2 separate regions of the Homo sapiens genome follow, and region 1 is linked to region 2. Evidence: read pairs that join two places in POLR2A ChIA-PET (ENCODE). Cell type or tissue: B cell. All regions are shown on one strand.

The links. Peaks named below come from ENCODE experiments on the same cell type or tissue, not always from the same donor. Only the 100,000 strongest peaks of a DNase experiment are listed, where the experiment ranks them.
Region 1: POLR2A ChIA-PET joins it to region 2 with 6 read pairs; 2 of 35 experiments call an interaction of 5 or more read pairs at or near these places.

Annotation. Positions count from the first base shown.
Region 1 is chr2:201,434,143-201,439,142 of GRCh38, reverse strand. The region is part of intron 1 of TRAK2 (trafficking kinesin protein 2); the gene reads left to right. Among named protein-coding and RNA genes, the nearest start is that of TRAK2, 15 kb to the left of the region's middle. In B cell, no CTCF peak of the experiment used is centred here; no DNase peak of the experiment used is centred here; H3K27ac peaks cover 1,026 bases.
Region 2 is chr2:201,508,663-201,513,662 of GRCh38, reverse strand. All of the region lies in intron 13 of CATSPERT (catsper channel auxiliary subunit tau), which reads left to right. Among named protein-coding and RNA genes, the nearest start is that of STRADB, 59 kb to the right of the region's middle. In B cell, no CTCF peak of the experiment used is centred here; no DNase peak of the experiment used is centred here.

The DNA.
Region 1 (5,000 bases), 75 kb after region 2:
GATGTAATTTGACTACAGCCTGATTCATTCATTTAACAGATATTTATTGAATGCCTGTCATTTGCCAGATACTAAGATAGAGGTAGACTTAATTTATTGGAATAGAGATTTATTTTTTATCTATGTTCCATTTACTACTTTTAGCAGTTCAAAACAAGTAACAGAATGCTTCCCAATTTATGGTAATACATCTGTATTATTTTCTTGATATTGTAGAATTACCCACTTAAAAACAGAACCAAAGTCAGATTTGGAGTTGTCTCATTAAGAATTGTGTGATGTACATACAACACACACACAGATTATTCTGCCTCACTGTAAATACACCCAACTCTGGAACCAGATAAGTCATTTCTAAAAGCAAATATAAATTGCTCAAGAACAAATGGTTGGGGGGAGCGGATTACTTGTTTTTTTTCTTCTTCTTCTATATTCAGTAACCACTATGTGTTTTTAAAAAGTGGAGTAGAGACATAGGATTGTAGTAGAATTATCTGAGGCTTTTGCAAACTACACACACACTACTATCCTCACACTCCAGTCCCTTGCTAGTAAAGCTCAGAGGATAGAGGCCTCAGCTTTGGAAAAACATAGTTGGGTTTTATTCCTGGCTCTTAGTATGGACAAGTAATTAACCTCTAAGCCTTAATTTTCTTGTCTGTAAAATGATGACAGTAATAACATTCACCTCATGGAATTGTGAGGATTAAAGGAGGTAATCATACACAGAAAGCATTTAACATGATGCCTGGCACCTAGTAAGTACTCAATCAGCTAACTATTATTAGGAAAGACTGATTTGCAACAGAATTGAGAACATATTTCTTTATCATATGCATTTCATTTGAAACACAGAAGGCCCTTGTGTCTTTATCATAAATTGTTTACCATCATTAGCTGGTCTTCAAAACCTTCGGAGTGCTAGTTTCGTTTGTTTTATTGTTCAGTAAAGGCACGAATTTCACTAAAATGTTTTGATTTTTGCTTTCAGTGTCAAAGAGCTAGTTCCTTTTGCTCAGGAAAAGTTTCACAGGGTAGTGGTGTCTCCTCTTCAATTGTGTAGGTCTGGAAACTGAAGTTTTCTCACTGTACTGAGTTGATAAGGCCCTGAGAAAATGATACACTAATCAAATACATTAAAGAATAATAAATAAGCCAGGATGTGTGATCTTGATATACAGTACAACTGCCAAGTGGACTACATATTTGGGTCCCCATAGAGTTAGTATATTTTTCCCTTATAAGAAAGTCTGCATGAAAAACCAAGTTGCTAGGTTTGTGTGTACATTTAGAGGTAGAGGACATTTGAAGCATAAGGACCGGTATGCTGAGAGTAGGGAGGGTGTGCAGAATAGCAGTATGCGTTCTAAGAGCCACATCAGCTCAGAGTAGAGAGGGTTAAGACTGGAGGACACGGTAGGAAACTATGGCCACGGACAGAGAAGGATTAAACTAGGGCCGTAGCAATAGGCTTGAAAAATAAATTGACAGAACTGGTGACTATATAGAAAGCAGGTATTTAGGAAAGGAAGGATGACTCTTAGATTTTTGGCTCTGCTGATCAGGTGAATTGGTGATATCAACTAGTTAGTGAAGCAGAAAAAGAAAAATATTTAATGGGAGAAGGAAAAATGAGTTCAGTTTAGAATGTGGTGGATTTATGGTAATGATTATAAATTGATACTGAGATTTCCAGTATAAAATCACAAAATGCCAATTTGGGTTGAAGATAGAGACTTGGAGAGTAACTATAGTGTAGTTGGAAATTGAGGCCTTTGAAGTAGATGAGATTCCAGAGGAGAGAAGGAGAGAGAGAGGGCCCATGAGAGAATCCTGAAGAACTGGGGAGAATAGCCATTAAACGCAGGTAGAGGAAGAGAGTTCTCAAATTTCCACAGCCTCCTATTTATTATAGCCTTCAAGCTCTGAATCTAATAACCTCCTGGATTGCAGATAGCCAGTAGCCATATCTCAAAAAATTTACCTGTTCTTATTTGCCCTGAAGTTCATGGGCAAACCAAAGGCGTCTATTGCATGTTAATTCTCCCTCAAAAAGTAACCTTATCTTCAAAGCCCTTGAGTTGTCTGTGACAACTGGTTTTGAAAAACAATGAGTCTTATGTCTAAACATACTGTAATTAGAAAGTCTCTCGCCTAGTAGAATTACATTACTAAAATAGGTATGTCTTTAATATGCAGATAATTCTAGAATAAATCTAGAATTATATGTGTTTATAATACTCCATCCTGACCATCACTCACCGCCATTTTAAGTTACCCTCTGTTCTGGTCATATAAGATTGCACGTCCTGGTGCCACTGATTACTTCGTTGACTTGAAGAGCTATATTGCCTATAGTTTTTCTTTTGACACTGATCATATGGGGACTTCTGCTTCTGAAGGCCTTAAGGACTATAATTTTTAAATAACTGAAGGATTTAGAGTCATCTTAAGCCACCAAAAGCAAATTTGTGTTTTATTGTTAGAGAGGACAAAGAGAAATGAGGACATAGATTTTCTACCTCTTCTTGACTTGTTGCTGTTTTTAAAATTTGTATTTTCCTTACTGCTATGTGAAAGTGCCATTTCAAGGGGTCTTCCTAGCTATTTGATTTGAGGATAAATTCTGAAGAGCAGATTATACAGAAATATTCTTAAATCTGTTAGCACAATTGTCATCTATTCAGTCTGTTTCTAATCTTCTGTGAAGTATTTCCAGGTTTTCGGCCAATGGTGTCTTTTTATTGAAACTAGCGCCTAAATTTTGCCAGTCATCATTGAAAGAAAATTCTTTCTGACTTGTTCAGGAAGGATTTATTTGTTTCTAGAAGTACAGTACATATTTTAGTACCCACAGATTCTATTGTATAAAATGCCTCTGCTTGAGATGTATTCCCCCATTTTTGGTTAAGAGAACAGGAAATCCATGAATTCTATGATGCCATTTACTCTGCATTCCTCATTTTTGAAGACCTATACTTGTTTTTTTTCCTTTTTTAATCGTTACTTTAGTCAAAAGGACATAATTTTCTGTTGAAAAATAAAAAATATGGTAACTATATTTTATTAATATCCTGGAATATAAATTATTGACAGCAACTGCCCTTGTGAAGTAATATTTTAATATGTCTAACCCAAGTGTCAGCTGAGTGTCCAGACCCTTCAAGAGTGAAATAGTTGCTGTAAACCTTCAGTTGCATGTGAAGGTTTCATATGGGGAAGCCAAAACCCTCCTTATGATTTTTGCAGATTTCTGGTGTTCTCTCTGAGCTCCTGCCATCACCATGAGACCTCTCTCTCTTCCCTCTCCCTTTTAGGAGAAAGAAAAAACAGTTATTTCCCTGTCTCTTGCAGAGCAGTTTAGCCTTCTTTTTGATGCTATGAGGCCTTACCTTCTACCTTAAGAGACTTTTCCAAGTCTTTTCCCAAACAAAAAGTATTTCTTTCCTAAAAGAAGCACTGTTGTCAGCTGTTAAGATAATAAAATGTGTACTTTGTTAGGTATGATTTGGTAATAATAACCCTTTTATTAACACTTAATTTCTCCATTAATCTAACTTTCAAATATTTAAATAATGCATACTAAACTCAGTCTCCATTCTTGAAAAGTTATAAGAAAGCCTATCTTGAAAAGGCTTTTGCAGTGTTAGATGTGAATATTATTATATAGCCTTGGGTAGCTTTTATGCCAAATGGCAGAGAGAAGATATTGCTCACTTAAGAGACTACAGAATTTCAGGTAGAGTTTATGTCAAGTTGCTCTTTCTTTTAAAGAAATAAATCAAGGCCAGGCATGGTAGCTCTTGCCTGTAAACCCAGCACTTTGGGAGGCCAAGGCAGGCAGATCACTTGAGTTCAGGAGTTCAAGATCAGCCTGGACAACATGGTATAACCCCATCTCTACAAAGACATACAAAAATTAGCTGGGCATGGTGGCAGGTGCCTGTAGTCCAGGCTACTTGGGAGGCTGAGGTGGGAGGATCGCTTGAGCCCAGGAGGCGAAGGTTGCAGTGAGTGGAGATCATGCCACTGCACTCCAACCTGGGCAACAGAGTAAGACCCTGTCTCAAATTAAAAAAAAGAAAGAAATCAAGAATGCCTTATGAATGTGAGACTGAAGTCTACCTGTTTGAGTTTTACTTTTAGTATTTTTGAGCTATCTTATTTCCTTTGACTAAACTACATATGACCGTCACTAAATTATTTTTGACTGGCAAATAATAATTTGCTTTGTTATTCAGATTTCTAAGCCAATCATGACCTTTTATAGAAACAGTGAATTTGAAAACAAATGGATGATGGGACAAAGCATAAAACTAGGGATGTATAAATATTAGCTAATGCTGTATTAAGCATTTTTATGTATCTCCTTTGATACTGTCACTCTGGGACATCAAGCAAAAGATAGAAATCCTGTCCAGAAGTATAGTTTGAAAACATGTTGATATTGCTTATTCAGTTGCTTATGCAATTTCTTTAAGAGTTTGGTGTTCTTTTATTCTATAATCCAAAAATATCATGATTTTAGGGTATAAATCTATAGGACAGAAAGTCTTTATATGGTCTTATAAATCCTTTGAAACTCTTCTGCTTGAAACTTGAAACTTATGAACTTTATGGATAGGGACAAAGTATACTCCAGAGCAAGGGATTTAGCTGTGCTGATCATCAACAGATGAATATTTTAACTCGGCCATTATTATTATTTATAGCATGTTTGTTTTATATGTGCATAGTTTTGAGGTATTCTGTATTACAAATCCCATTTTTGTCCCTGAAAGCAGTGCTAATGATAGATTACTGGGCACAAAAGTAGAAATTGTGTAAAAATTTGATAGTGAGAAACACCGATTTAGATATATCATTGGACGATAAGAATGATTATGGGCCGGGCGCAGTGGCTCACGCCTGTAATCCCAGCACTTTGGGAGGCTGAGGTGGGCGGATCACGAGGTCAAGAGATCAAGACCATCCTGGCTAACACGGTGAAACCCCGTCTC
Region 2 (5,000 bases):
TTGCTATTGTGAATGGTGCTGCAATGAACATACAAATGCATATGTCTTTTTGGTAGAACAATTTATTTTTCTTTGGATATATAACTGGTAATGGGACTGCTGGCTGAAATTGTAGTTCTATTTTCAGTTCTTTGAGAAATTCCTAAAGTGCTTTCCACAGCGGCTGAACTAATTTACATTCCCACTAATAGTGTGTAAGCATTCTCTTTTCTCTGCAGCCTTGCCAACATCTATTGTTTTCTGACATTTTAATAATAGCCATTCTGACTGGTGTAAGATGGTGTCTCATTGTGGCTTTGATTTGCATTTCTCTGATGATTAGTGATGCTGAGCATTTTTAAATATGTTTGCTGCTTGTATGTCTTCTTTTGAGAAGTGTCTATTCATGTCTTTTCCTCACTTTTTATGAGATTGTTTTTTGTTTGTTCAATTGTTTACATTCCTTATAGGTTGTGGATATTAGTCCTTTGTCAGACTCGTAGTTTGTGAATATTTTCTCCCATTCCGTAGGTTGTCTGTTTACTCTGTTGATAGTTTCTTTTTTTTATTTTTTTATTTTTCTTTTTTTTTATTTTATTATTATTATACTTTAAGTTTTAGGGTACATGTGCACAATGTGCAGGTTAGTTACATATGTATACATGTGCCATGCTGGTGTGCTGCACCCATTAAATCATCATTTAGCTTTAGGTATATCTCCTAAAGCTATCCCTCCCTCCTCCCCCCACCCCACAACAGTCCCCAGAGTGTGATGTTCCCCTTCCTGTGTCCATGTGTTCTCCTAGTAAACCATCTTGCCTTTTATTCAGTTTCTTTAAAAAAACTATACATGCAACTACCCTATGACCCACCAATTGCACTCTTGAGCATTTATTCCAGGGAAATTAAGACTTACATGTTCATAAAAATACCTATATACAATGTTCATAGCAGCCTTATTCATAATAGCTCCAAACTGGAACACAACCCAGATGTCCTTTAACTGGTGAATAAACTTTGGTACATCCATACAATGGAATAATACTCAGCAATAAAAAGGAATAAACTATTTATATATACAACAACCTGGATGAATTTTTAGAGATTTATGCTGAGTAAAAAAAAGACAATCCCAAAATGTTACACACTGTATGATTCCATTTATATAACATTCTTGAAATGACAAAATTATAAAAAATGAACAGATTAGTGGTTACCAGACATTAATAGGGGATGGGGGCAGGAAGGAAATGGTGAGATTATAAAAGGATATTAGAGGTCCTTGTGGAAATGTCTAGGTCTTAACTGTATAATGTCAATATCCTGGTTGTGAAATTGTACTACAGTTTTGAAAGATGTTACTATTGAAGAAAGCTGAATAAGGAAGAGAACATGAGCTCTCTCTGTTATTTCTTACAACTGCACATTAATTTACATTTATTTCAAAATAAAAAGCTTAACTTTTAAAAAGAAAGATCATTGTCAAATATTTTAACGAAAAAGAAAACTTACCTAAGATGTTTTTCTTAGGAGTGGTAGTCAGAGCCATACCCAACATATAAAACAAAATTAAATTGAAAAAGATAAATTGGGTTTGTAACCCACTAAACATATATTCCAGTATATACAATCAACAGACTTAAAAGATTGAATCTATCACCTAGGGCAACAGACTTGTAAACTGAAGACATCTCAGAGTTCTAGAACAAATTTCTGAAAGTCCAAGTTAATTGCTTCACAAACAAGTCACAAAATCTTTAGAATTCTGTGGGAAAACAATCTTCGGAGTTGTTTGAAGTTAAAAGAAGAGTTTTTTTTTTTTTTTTTTTTTTTTTTTTAATGAGCCAAGGTAGACAGTGTGTTATAGAAATGCAGTATTTTGAGGCAAACTTCTGGAGTACTAAATCTGAATTGGAAAGGACTGATAACATCTCTTTCAACTCATAGCTGATTCAGGTGACAGTCTTTCAATAGTTCCTTCACATTTTTAGAGCCCGTTCATAAATTAAGCCTTTCAAGATATAGCTTAATTAGCTTTTACTTAAACCCTGACAGTGACTGGACCCTAAATCATTTCCCCAAAAGTCAGGATGAAAAAAAGGTGAGGAGAGATGGGGAAATTAATTTTACTTAGCAATGAAAGGTAGCGTTTGGTGGTAGTAAGAGAACTCGTATGATACAGTAAAAAGACCTTGGATTTTACAGGCAGAAATATTTAGGTTTAAATCCAGATTCTTCCATGGTCCTATAACTTTGGGCAGTTTACATCTGAGTTTCAGTTTTCTCATCTGCAAAATGAGTATACTACCTATCACCTCTTTCAAAGAATTTTAAAGGGCTTGGAACATAATAGACACTTGCTAAACGGTAAGTATTAACTTTACTCACCTGTGTAAGTATAGGATAAGTACGAAAAGTAGAATCGTTGGATCAGAGGGTACAAGCGTATTTATTTTGATACTGCCAGATTATGCTTTAAAATAGATATGCTAATTTGCATTTGCATCAAAACGCTAGAAAGTACTCATCCCACACTCACATTTTCGTTTTTAAGAATTTGATGCACAAAATAATAGTCCACTGATACTTTAATTTGCATTTTCCTGATTATTAATGAGTGAACAATTTTCATGTGTTTATTATCTATTTGTAGTTCTGTTATTTGTTTATAATCTCTGCCCATATTTACAAGTCGGGTTGTGTTTGCTTACTTACATGTGAAAATGCTTTATATGTTTTGGATAACAATACATTATCTATGCTGTTTGCTATTTATGTTTTTTAACTTCTTTGAGGTCAAAGGTATTTTTAAACATCTATGTGGTCAAATTCAACACCTTTTCCTTTTTGGCTGTTGGTTTATATCTTGTTTAGAAGGTCCTTAGGTTATGTCAGTATTCTCCTATATGTTTTTCTAGTACTTTTATAGCATATGGTTTTTATGTTTAACTATTTAATCTATCTATGATTTTTTTTAATATGACGTAAGAACTTACCAATATCTTTGCTGAAATGGATAGGCAATTGTCTCAATGCAATTTATTACCTTTTCCCTATAGTCAACTTATTCTTGTCTGTCAGCATCCCTTCCTGAGGGTTTCACCCCTGTCCCAGCCCCAATCCCTAGTGTGGTTAGCAGTCTTGACACTGCCTCAGAGGCTACAAGGATGAGCATATAATTTAATTAAAAATATTAAGACAGGGTGTTCTTATTCTTTTATTTTTATTTATTTATTTATTGAGACAGTGTCTTGCTTTGTCACCTAGGCTGGAGTGCAGTGGTGCAACCTTGGCTCACTGCAACCTCCTCCTCCCAGGTTCAGGCAATTCTCGTGCCTCAGCCTCCCGAGTAGCTGGGACTATAGGCGCACACCACCACACCTGGCTAATTGTTGTATTTTTAGTAGAGACAGGGTTACACCATGTTGGCCAGGCTGGTCTTGAACTCCTGACCTCAGGTGATCAGCCCACCTTGGCCTCCCAAATGATTACAGGTGTGAGCCACATCCCCGACCCCTTATTCTTTTAAACCAAGAGCTAGCAGTGGTAATTTCCTACCAGATGAAGAGAGAATGCCTGTAAAAGCCAACATGGAGAGAGAGTGTCCTGATCACATTAAGTCCCTGGAGCCAGCCATGCCCATCCCTTAGAATTCCTAGTTAAATGAGCCACTGTATTTCCTATTTAAAATAAAGTATATTATTTCTAAGGCAAACTTCATAAAATGCAGCGATATCTTTAAAATTAAATGTATATATTATATATTAGGGTTGATTGTACTTAAAGGTTACCCCATTTGGGGAGTAAGGAATGGAAGGAGAGAACAGTTGTGATCTAAAACTTGGGAGAGTGCCTGGTTTATAATAGCTGCTCCATATTTTTGTTAAATAATTACTTAATAAGTGAATGAATGACAAATAGATTCATTTAAAAATTAACAAATATTTTGAGAAGAAAAATAAGATAGTAAAATTTCTAAGCATGAAAATAATGAAAAGTAAATAATTGTTTTTAATCACATAATTTACTATGTAAAATAACACTATTTGGAGTTTCCACTTAAGTGACAAATAGAACATGGTTTTAGTATAGATATCTTATCTCTTTTCATGAGAAAACTGGTAAAGTCTTTATCCAGAAGTGGTTTGAGGGGTCTAAGTTTCAGAGCATTTAAAACTGAATGTAAAAATAGACAAGTGGGACTACATCAAACTTAAAAACTTCTTGCATCAAGGAAACAATAGAGTAAAAAGGTAATCCATGGAATGGTAGCGAACATTTGCAAATCATATATCTGATAAGGGGTTAATATCCAGAATATATAAGGAACTTCTACAACTCAACACCAACAAAAAACAACACAGTTAAAAAATGGAGAGTTCTCCAAAGAAGCTATACAAATGGCCAATAAGCATATGAAAAGATGCTCAACATTACAAATCATAAGACAAATGCCAATCAAAACCACAGTGAATTATCACCTCCCACCCACTGGGATGGCCTCTATCAAAAGAAAAGAAAATAACGTGTTGGTGAGGATGTGGAGAAATTGGAACCCTTGTGCACTGTTGGTGGAAATGTAAAATGATGCAGCCACTATGGAAAACAACATGGAGGTGCCTCAAAATATTAAAAATAGAATTATCATGTGATCCTATTTCTGATACATAGATACATACCTATTTCTGGGTATATATCTAAAAGAATTCAAAACAGGACCTTGAAGAAATTTCGCACACCCATGTTTACTGCAACATTATTCACAATACCCAAGAGGTAGAAACATCACAGATATCCTTAGATGAACAGATAAGGAAACTGTGGTATATAAATACAATGGAATGTTATTCAACCTTAAAAAAAAAAAAGAAATCTCGTCACATGCTAGAGCATGGATGAACTTTGAGGAATTATGCTAAGTGAAATGAGCCCATCACGAAAGGACAAATACTTCACAATGCCACTGGAGTGGAGATTATGAGTGCGATCATGGCTCACTGCAGCCTCAAACTCTGAGGCTC